Linked DNA regions of Homo sapiens: region 2 is linked to region 1. A link is an interaction called in ENCODE POLR2A ChIA-PET data of the cell type or tissue named here. Cell type or tissue: PC-3. All regions are shown on one strand. Each heading gives the region's core, and the rest is flanking DNA. Links, peaks and the distances in the headings are about the cores only. Region 1 holds the start of LOC124902451 (a long non-coding RNA gene). Region 2 overlaps ECD (ecdysoneless cell cycle regulator).

The links. Peaks named below come from ENCODE experiments on the same cell type or tissue, not always from the same donor. Only the 100,000 strongest peaks of a DNase experiment are listed, where the experiment ranks them.
Region 2: POLR2A ChIA-PET joins it to region 1 with 15 read pairs; 2 of 35 experiments call an interaction of 5 or more read pairs at or near these places.

Annotation. Positions count from the first base shown.
Region 1 is chr10:72,940,202-72,945,583 of GRCh38, reverse strand. It overlaps PLA2G12B (phospholipase A2 group XIIB), which reads left to right. Exons shown (of 4, transcript NM_032562.5): 2 at 2,844-2,932; 3 at 4,250-4,415. It overlaps LOC124902451 (a long non-coding RNA gene), which reads right to left and starts at 3,438. Exons shown (of 3, transcript XR_007062191.1): 1 at 2,953-3,438; 2 at 1-238. In PC-3, for the core only: no CTCF peak of the experiment used is centred there; no DNase peak of the experiment used is centred there; H3K27me3 peaks cover 3,315 bases.
Region 2 is chr10:73,136,895-73,142,276 of GRCh38, reverse strand. It overlaps ECD (ecdysoneless cell cycle regulator), which reads left to right. Exons shown (of 14, transcript NM_007265.3): 10 at 2,540-2,646; 11 at 2,782-2,968; 12 at 4,207-4,274; 13 at 5,359-5,382. Among named protein-coding and RNA genes, the nearest start is that of SNORA11F, 13 kb to the right of the region's middle. In PC-3, for the core only: no CTCF peak of the experiment used is centred there; no DNase peak of the experiment used is centred there.

The DNA of each region.
Region 1 (5,382 bases), core at 237-5,236:
ATAGCAAAGATTATATCACACACTTGCTGAGGGTCAGGGATCCTGGAGTGGCTTTGCTGGGCGATTCTGGCTCAGTTTCTCATAAAGTTGAGGTCATGCTGCCCAGCTGATGCTGCCATCTCTGGAGATTCAGCTGGGGCTGGAGGATCTCTTGTTAAATTCATGTGGCTATTGGCAGGAGGTTTTAGTTCTTTGCCGCATGGGTCTTTCTATGGGACTGTTCATGACATAACTTCCCCTAGAGTGAACGGTGAGAGAGAGGGAGAGTAAGAGAGCCCAAGACAGAAATCATGGTCTTTTATAGCTTAATCTTAGGAGGAACACACCTCCACTTCTGCAGTATTCTCTGGGTCACACAGACCACTCCTGGGACTATATACAAGGAGGTGAATACCAGGAGGTGGGGATCATTGGAAGTCATCTTGGACCACAATCTTATAACCACATGTATCACAGCAACAAATACCCAAACTGTGGCAGAAACTGCTTAGTGTCCCCTAATATCCATTCTTCCCCTTTTCTACAGTATAAAGCCCCTCCTTCCACGTTTTAGCTGGGCTCATGGCTGCCCACTTCATTTCCTAGCCCACCTTGGCAACCAGATTTTGCCATTTGATTAAGGTCTGGCCAGAGGGAAGTATGAGGAAGTGACGTGTATAACATTCTGGAGTGTGTTTACTGAAGAGAGGGGCTGGACCCTTCCAACTCCTGCCATCCTGCTACAGGTAATATGGATGTGTTGGCTGAAATGCCATCTTAGACCATGAGAGCCAGGGCTACACTCCAGGGCTGGTAGAGCAGAAAGCTAGAAGCAGCCTGGGTTCCAGGAAAGTGCAGATTTACTATACCAGAGGCATGAGTCTTAGCTCTGGATTTTTATGAGATATTCTATCTTGTTTAAGGATCTGAATAATATAGGTATATAGAAAGTATAATATACAATATGGAGAAAATTGCAGTGCTCTGTTGAATGACATACAGAAAGACCTAAGTAAATAGAGAACTATACCGTGTCCATATTTGGGAAGACTGAGTATCCTAAGAAAGGCAGTTGTCTCCAAATCTATACATTCAATGGATTTTTCAATCAAATTCTTGGCCATTTTTCTTGTAGAATTTACTAAGTTGATTCTACAAATTCAAAAAAATTGCAAAATTCTTTGTGAGAGTAAAGGTCCAAGAATAATCAAGACAATTTTGCAGAATGATACGAAGTGAGGGCTTTAAAACATAAACTTAGTATCTAAAAATTAAAACAGAATGATGAGTGCAAAGAGGCTTCAACTGCACCTGAACCTGTACTTGAACTGTCACATTTAATTAAAAAAAATTTATAGCAAGTTTGGCAAATGTTAACATTTATTATGTTTGTGCATTTGGTACATGGCTGTTTGTTTCTCTGACTTTTCAACAGTTTTGAAATATTTCATGATATAAAATAATTAAAAATAAATACCTGGTAGGAGAAGAAGGAAGGAAGGAGAAAGAAAGAAAGAAGAAAAGCAGAAGAAGAAAAGGAGGAAGGAAGGAAAGAAGGTGGGAAGGAAGGAAGAAAGGAAGAAAGGAAGGAAGGAAGAAAGAAAAAGAAAGAAAGGAAGAAAGAAAAAGAAAGAAAGAAAAGAAAGAAAGAAACTGTCATATGCCTTACTCTAAGGATTAATTATTCTTAGCACATTTCCCCAGTCTTACACTAGGGTCTTGTATCTCCTAAAAAGAGGCAGATATGTGGTGAAGGAGCATAGGCTTTGGAGACAAACAGGAAATCTGACTTTATATCCTATTTCCCCCACTTTCTCTATGATGGTAGGCAAGTCATGCGACCTCTTAGCCCGAGTTTCTTATCTGGATAATGGGATAAAATACCCACTGCAGATGGCTGTCCTGAGGTCATCTCAGGTCAAGGTTATCTTTACCTGTGAGCACTGCCATTGATACAACTGATAAAGCTTCTCTCTACACATTTGAAAGATCTTAAAAAACAGAAATTCAAAGCTGTTCAGATCATTTCTGCTTAGTTCTATGAAAGAAATGCCTAAGATATCACATCAGGGTAATTTCTTTGCTCTTTACTCAATAATACTCTGTCTACGTTTATGGAATCTTGCTTGAATTTCCTGCAAGTTAAACCCTTTTGTGGTGCTGCTACAATTCGGATTCCTTAAGTGTACGATCAAGTTGTGTTCTGCTTGTTCTTTGAGTGGTGTGTGGTCTTGCAGTGAAGGAATGAGGAACCTTGAGTTTTAGTTGGGTTTTGCCATGGCCCTTATCTTCAATGTTATGCACTTAAAAAACATTAGAAATGTCAGTAAATAAGTGCTTATTGGGTGTGGTGGCTCACGCCTGTAATCCCAGCACTTTGGGAGGCCAAGGCGGGTGGATCACTTGAGGTCAGGAGTTCGAGACCAACCTAGCCAACATGGTGAAACCCTGTCTCTACTAAAAATACAAAAATTAGCTGGGCGTGGTGACACATGCCTGTAATCCCAGCTACTCGGGAGGCTGAGGCAGGAGAATTGCTTGAACCCAGGAGGTGGAGGTTGCAGTGAGCCAAGATCACACCACTGCACTCCAGCCTGGGCAACAGAGAGGGACCCTGTCTCAAAAAAAAAAAAAAAGTGCTCATGAAATTTTTTGAGATTAGGGGAAAAAGTCAAAGTGGTTTGAAAGTCATTATTCTTCTGTGACATCATCATCATCATCATCACCTGATTTGGATGTGAGGAACAGTGACTTTTAAAGAAAAAGTGAAATATGCTTTTAGAAAATTTTCATTTGATGAATGTTCCCAAATGCTTGATTTCTAAATATTTCTTCTTGCTTCTTTCCTTTCTTCCTCCTGCAAGGAAAGGCACCAATGCCCAGACCTGGCTACAAGCCCCAAGAGCCCAATGGCTGCGGCTCCTATTTCCTGGGTCTCAAGGTACCAGAAAGTGTATGTACTGCCAGCATTACCTTCTTGGTTGGTTGGTTTTGACTGAGAGCAATCCTAGAGTTATCCTTGATGGAAGTGATTATTTCTGGAAAAAAGTTGAAGAATACAATTAAGTATTTTAAATTGGATATGAGGGAGAGAATTTTTAAAGAAGATATCTGATTTCCTTTTCTCAGGGACAGCTGTCCCTCAGATAAGCCCTTGGTAGTGGATCAGAACTTTGAAATCACCACTGAAAATGTCAGCTGAGGCTTAGGGCATCATGACATAACTTAATTTGAGATAGATCTGACAGGTTTGACTTATTGAAATTAGTGAACCATTCCAGTGATGTGCTAGAGCCAGCTGGTGCTGGCCAGTGAGAGCTGATTGTTACATATTGTCATGACTTTTGCAAGCAGCTGACTTCATGTTAGTAGTGCCAAATTGGCTATGTTTGGAGAGCTGACATCATAGAAATCTGCACACACACACACACACACACACACACACACACACACACCCGACGCCCTGCTAATTTTTGTATTTTTAGTAGAAATGGGGTTTCACCATGTTGGCCAGAGTGGTCTCGAACTCCTGACCTCAAGTGATCCACCCACCTTGGCCTCCCAAAGTGCTGGGATTACAGTCGTGAGCCACCGTACCCAGACACGTGGCATTTTATGAACTTAGTGACACAGTTTATGCCACTACATTTACAGTTGTTTATAGGATGCTTAGTAATGATGGGTGTGTGTGAGATGTTGTGGTTTGACCACAGTCCTCTTGTGATCAGGAGCTGTGTGTTCTATACCCACTCTACTTTCCAACACACACACCCACACACACACACACACACGCACACCCTTAAAATAGTGCTGTCTGGGATGCTGGTGATCTTTTGATGAACGGAGGCTGAATTTTTTTTTATACTTCTTAGCCGTAGAATCCTTTGCTCACACAAAATCTCATATGGGACTGTTAAGTGTTAATTAAATTTAGAAGCCCTATGGTTCTGCTCTCTTGACTACCCTTCTGGTCTCTATTTTCATTACTGTAAGCTGCCTCTGAATTTTAAAATTACTAACATCTGAAAAAACAAAAGGTGAAAAATGGCCAGAATCACTTACTGAACTAATAACTAAGTAACAATGAACACTTGTAATCCTGTGACTGTTGGTATTCTACTGAGTCATTGGTGTTTCTGAATTGATCGGGATATGCAACAGAAATGTGAGAACCAGCTAGTTAATAACAAGGTGGGCAAGGTTGCCTAAGGTCCTTAGTCTAAACGTGGCATTTCTTCCCCTTCTTTTCCCTTCCTTCACTTTTCCCCAGATGGACTTGGGCATTCCAGCAATGACAAAGTGCTGCAACCAGCTGGATGTCTGTTATGACACTTGCGGTGCCAACAAATATCGCTGTGATGCAAAATTCCGATGGTGTCTCCACTCGATCTGCTCTGACCTTAAGCGGAGTCTGGGCTTTGTCTCCAAAGTGGAAGGTAGGTGTCTCAATGGCACGTACAGTGCACAGGGAGGTTTGTTCCTGTTTTCACACCGAGATATAGCCAGAACCCCTTGACTCGAAGAGATCATCAGAGCTCACTGAATATTCTTTATGGAACACTGTGGCTGAGCAAGAAATGGTGAAGGAAAGATTCTGGGCACTCCTTCACTCAAGTTCTTGCTGTCCTGCCCGCGAGCTGCTGGCACCACTCCTGAAGGTAAAAGACTACACCAAAGTCTTCCCAGAAAAATAAAAATCTATCATTTAAGGCTGGAGAAGGAATTGCCCAACTGGCTTGGATTATCCATTCCACTGTTAAATAATTTTCCATATCAGGAATTATTCCTTATAGGACCACTTGGTTTGGCTTAAGTTTTTTTTTTTTGTAATTTTGTTTTCAGTCAGGGTAGGAGTTCAAAAAACCTTTTCTGCATAAAGGTCTCTATATACTTGAGGATAATTATTTTATTTAAATTAAAAAAAATTTTTTTTGAGACAGAATCTCACTCTGTTGCCCAGGCTGGAGTGTAGTGGTGGGATCTCAGCTCACTACAACCTCTGCTTTCCGGGTTCAAGCGATTCCTGTGCCTCAGCCTCCCACGTAGCTGGGATTACAGGCACCCGCCGCCATGCCCAGCTGATTTTTGTATTTTTAGTAGAGATGGGGTTGCCCATGTTGCCCGCCTCAGCCTCCCAAAGTGCTGGGATTATAGGTGTGAGCCACCGCGCCCAGCAAGGATAGTTATTTTAAACAACTGCTTTGCTACCTAGATTCTAGCACCGACTCTATAATTTCTTTTTCCTAATTTACTTAGGAAAAGTTTTTACTGTCTCAGTTTCTGAAGCCAGGATATTGTATCCAGGTATGAATTAGCATTTTCTATTTTTAGATGGTAAGAGTTGAAATGTAGGCTGATAAAGAGCTGGCTCCACACCACAGAGAGTGTCTGCAGTAGAGAGAA
Region 2 (5,382 bases), core at 256-5,255, 200 kb before region 1:
AGCACTTTGGGAGACCGAGATGGGTGAATCACCTGAGGTCAGGAGTTTGAGACCAACCTGGCCAACATGGTGAAACCCCATCTCTACTACAAATACAAAAAATTAGCCGGATGAGGTGGTGGGCACCTGTAATCCCAGCTACTCAAATTAAAAATAAATAAATAGCCAGGCACAGTGGCTAATGCCTGTAATCCCAGCTACTTGCTGAGATAGGAAGATTGCTTGATCCCAAGAGTCAAGGCTGCAGTGAGCTGTGATCATGCCACGCACTCTAGCCTAGGCGACAGAGTGAGACCCTGTCTTAGAAAAAGAAAAAAAAGAAACTATGCACAGAGATACTTATGTGTTGAGTGAGTGACATAATGGTGACATGATTTGTTACATAAATTGATGGCACCCTGTCTGAACTATTAAGAATGGATCAAATCAAGTTGTATAAAGGACTTGCTTTAATTGGATAAACATTTGCATACCTTGCAAAATCACGTAGGTGATGGGGAACTGTCTCTACTCTGTATTATTAATATGTAAACGTTACTAGGAGAGAGAATAAACCAAATAATCATAACAAAAGGCAAAATAAAAATCATTCTGGAATATCAAATGCTAAAGAGAGTCATAGTGAGAAGGTAATAAACTTTCACTAAGGTTGAAGCAGAGATGTTAAAAAAAGAAAGATAATGGAAGGCTTCAGGGAGGAGGTATTTGAGTTAAGTCTTAAAGAATGAGGATTTTTTTTCTTTTTATGGAGTCTCTTTTTTTTTTGAGACGGAGTCTTGCTCTGTGCCCAGGTTGGAGGTGCAGTGGCGCGATCCTGGCTTACTGCAAGCTCCACCTCCTGGGTTCACGCCATTCATCTGCCTCAGCCTCCTGAGTACCTGGGACAACAGGTACCCACCACCACGCCCAGCTAATTTTTTTTTTTTTTTTTTTTTTTAGTAGAGACGGGGTTTCACTGTGTTAGCCAGGATGGTCTCGATCTCCTGACCTCGTGATCCGCCCGCCTTGGCCTCCCAAAGTGCTGGGATTACAGGCGTGAGCCACCGCACCCGGCCAACGGAGTCTCGCTCTTGTCGCCCAGCCTGGAGTGCAATGGCACAATCCTGGCTCACTGCAACCTCCGCCTCCTGGGTAATACAGACTTTGCAAAAGTTAAAGAACTTCCCTGGGTTCTGGTTTTCTCATCTGTAAAACAGGATTATTACCTTCTATAATAGTAACAAAAGGACTCAATAAGAAAATGTATTTAAAGTGTTAGCATAGCATTTAATACATGCTAGATAAATTTTAATTGATGCTTTCCTTCTGGATCTTCTTTTCCTCGTATATAAAATATATATTATATGTATATTTTTATGTATTTTTAGTACGTGTTTTATATGTATATGTACTATTAACATAATACAACTGTATGTACATATATATACATATATAGAGAGAGACCCTGTCTCTGCATGTATGTATAGAAAGAATTATACGAGATCAGTGGCTTCATAATGATGTTCCATGGAGCCTGCTTCAGAGCCAAAAAGGAAGGCCAATTGTGTAGATCTCTGAGCTTCTATCCTCCAATTTATTTATTTTTATTTTATTTTATTTTATTTATTTATTGAGATGGAGTCTTGCTCAGTCGCCCATGCTGGGGCAGCTCACTGCAACCTCCACCTCCCGGGTTCAAGCAATTCTCCTGCCTCAGCCTCCCGAGTAGCTGGGATTACAGGCACGTGCCACAATGCCCAGCTAATTTTTGTATTTTTAGTAGAGACGGGGTTTCACCATGTTGGCCAAGTGAACTCCTGACCTCAAGTGATCTCCCCGCCTTGGCCTCCCAAAGTGCTGGGATTACAGGCATGAGCCACTGTGCCTGGCCTATCCTCCACTTTAATGAAGGCCATTTTTCTTTGACCCCTTCTGTATTTTAGAGTTCCTGGTAAAAGTTTTGTTTGAGAAAAAGGGATCTGCAACCTAAAAATATGCTTAAAAACAAATTAGAAGGCTGGGTGCGGTGGCTCATGTCTGTAATCCCAGCACTTTGGGAGGCCAAGGCAGGGGGATTATGAGGTCAGGAGTTCGAGACCAACCTGGCCAATATGGTGAAACCCCATCTTTACTAAAAATACAAAAATTAGCTGGGTGTGGTGGCGCATGCCTGTAGTCTCAGCTACTTGGGAGGTTGAGGCAGGAGAATCTCTTCAACCTGGGAGGCGGAGGTTGTGGTGAGCCGAGGTCGCGCCACTGCACACCAGCCTGGGCGACAGAGTGAAACTCTGTTAAAAACAAACAAACAAATTAGAGCCAGGTGTTTTGGCATGTACTTGTAGTGCTGGCTACTTGGGAGGATGAAGTGGGAGGATCATTTGAACCCAGGAGTTCGAGTCCATTCTGGGCAACAATGAAACCCCATCTCTTAAAAAAAAAAAAAAAAAACACTCCCCAAATTAGACTAGCTAATCCCTTCCAACCTTAAAATACTATGTATTTATGATTACTATTCTATGTTCTCTTATGAAGAAATACTCATGTTTTTTATTTTTCATAGTTCTCTTGCTATGAGCCCTGGTGAAGAAATCTTAACCTTATTACAGACAATACCATTTGATATAGAAGACCTTAAGAAAGAAGCAGCTAATCTTCCCCCAGAGGATGGTAAGTGATGGACCAGGATACAGTGGAAGGGTTAAAAAAAAAAAATTAAAATGTTCTACTCAGTCTCACAGGATCCTCTCCTAAGAGGACTTATGTGAATGTAGAATGGCAGTATTATGCTTTCTTCTTTTTCAGATGACCAGTGGTTAGATCTCTCACCAGATCAGCTGGACCAGCTGCTGCAGGAAGCTGTTGGCAAAAAAGAATCCGAGTCTGTTTCCAAGGAGGAGAAGGAGCAGAACTATGACTTAACTGAAGTCTCAGAGAGCATGAAAGCTTTCATATCCAAAGTCTCAACCCACAAGGGAGCAGAGCTGCCTCGGTAATTTGTGTTAAAGTATAAATATATAAATAGCTAGAACCCAAATGTTGAAGTCATAGTCATTGCCATTTCCACTTTTTTTTTTTTTTTTTGAGTAAATGAGTTGTACTGCTTGCTTTCTTTTTTGTGCCTAGTATAGTGATAACTTACTTATTTGAAGTCAGATTTCTAGAAGCCTCATCCTTTGCAATCCTTGAAATAAGCCAGAAAGATCACCCTAAAAACCATCATCCAGAACCACACAGGGAAACCATATACTTTACTCTTTAGTAGCTTTATGGGCTCAACATTTAACTTTCAACAAGTTCAGACCTCTGATCTCCCACCCTGCAAGCAGATTGGATACTGAAAAAGGAATTCATCAGAGGCAGAAATAATAACAGAAATATGAAACTACATTTGGCAAATAACAGGAAAAACAGGTAGATAGAATTATTACTTGTAGGCTGGGCGCGGTGGCTCATGCCTGTAATCCCAGTACTTTGGGAGACCGAGGCAGGCAGATCACGAAGTCAGGAGTTCAAAACCAGCCTGGCCAGCATGGTGAAACCCTATCTCTACTAAAAATACAAAAATTAGCCGGGTATGGTGGCGCACGCCTATAATCCCAGCTACTTGAAAGGCTGAGGCAGGAGAATCGCTTGACCCCGGAAGGCAGAGGTTGCAGTGAGCTGGGATCGTGCCACTGCACCGCAGCCTGGGTGACAGAGCAAGACTCCGTCTCAAAAAAAAAACAAAACAAAAAAAACTGTTACTTGTGTATCAAATATATCATTATTAGTGTTGATGCTCTTGAACCTGATGAAAGATATAAATTTATATTTGGTATTCTCTCTTTAAGAAAGCAGGGATAAGGGAAGATATGTTCTTGTTTATTTTTTAAGCTTTAGTTCTTAAAAGAACAGGCTTTATTTAAATTAACTCAAATAAATAATGGTTTTGCTAATGCTAGATATCTTATTGGGGCTAGAGAGTGGGTAGGTCCCTAAATCAGCATAAGCTAAATGTACATAAACAAGATGCAATTTTTACTTTTCATTTATCAGACTTTCCCATTTCTGTTGTCCTGCAAGGCCAGTAAACTCAAGGATTTTTAAAACTTAAACTACAACTTTTCTTGCTGTGCCTCCTTAGAAATTCTATCTTTGGTAGCTTTCCTAAGAATGGCACCACTTTAGAAAAGTTTCAAAGAGTTGTATTTAGAATAAATTAATTGTCTTTGTCCTTTAATATTGCAGAGAACCTTCTGAGGCTCCAATCACTTTTGATGCAGATTCTTTTCTTAATTATTTTGATAAGATTTTAGGTAAGTAGTGGTGTGATGTTGACTTTCATTTTGAAACTGTTAGTAGTATGGCTGTTGCTAGAGCATTGGTTTATGAGATATCTCAGAAGCCAAAATGTTTGCTTTCTCTTCCTGGTTTGAGTTGCTTTCAACCATGAATTACTACCCATGAATAATTTTGTAGAGGCTGCCTAGCTTAGTGTTTGACATATATAGTAGCTGCTCATTAATTTTTTTTTTTTTTTTTTGAGACAGTGTCTCGCTCTGTTGCCCAGGCTGGAGTGCAGTGGCACGATCTCGGCTCACTGCAAGCTCCGCCTCCTGGGTTCATGCCATTCTTCTGCCTCAGCCTCCTGAGTAACTGGGACTACAGGCGCCTGCCACCACACCCAGCTAATTTTTTTGTATTTTTAGTAGAGACGGGGTTTCACCGTGTTAGCCAGGATGGTCTCGATCTCCTGACCTCATGATCCGCCCATCTCAGCCTACCAAAGTGCTGGGATTACAGGCGTGAGCCACCGTGCCCGGCCTCATTAAATATTTGAGAGTGACTGAATGCTGTGTGTTTAAATAGGGTTTTACCTTGGCTCCCATATTATATTGTTCTTTTTTGGAATTACTGTACTTACAAATCAGTAATAAAAAGATAACTCAAAAAATAATTATAATATGTATATATGTACAGAACTGCAGAGAGAAAGATTGGGATACCCGGAAACTGCTAAAAGATGCTTACCTCTGGGGAGAGAGTGAGATTGGAGACAATACTTGTATGGCTTGAATGTTTACATCAAAATGTATTCATTTATTAGGTATTTTTAAAAATTTTTTAAGAAAAATATTTTAATTAATTGAATTCACTTTTTTTTAAGCTAAATCTTTTGATTCAGCTTGTACGCTTTTCCACAACATTAAATGCACACATATCTGCCAGCATTACCATTTGTAGAAGGGATTTTTGTGAAGTAGACTGACTGTGTGTATTAGTCTTTTTCTGTGGGTAACATTCTAATTATTTTGAGATGTGTAGTAACTAAATAATAATAATAATAATAATAATAATAATAATTACTAAGTGGCTCTTTCTTTCTTGGGATCTGTGTAGGGCCAAGGCCTAATGAGTCAGATT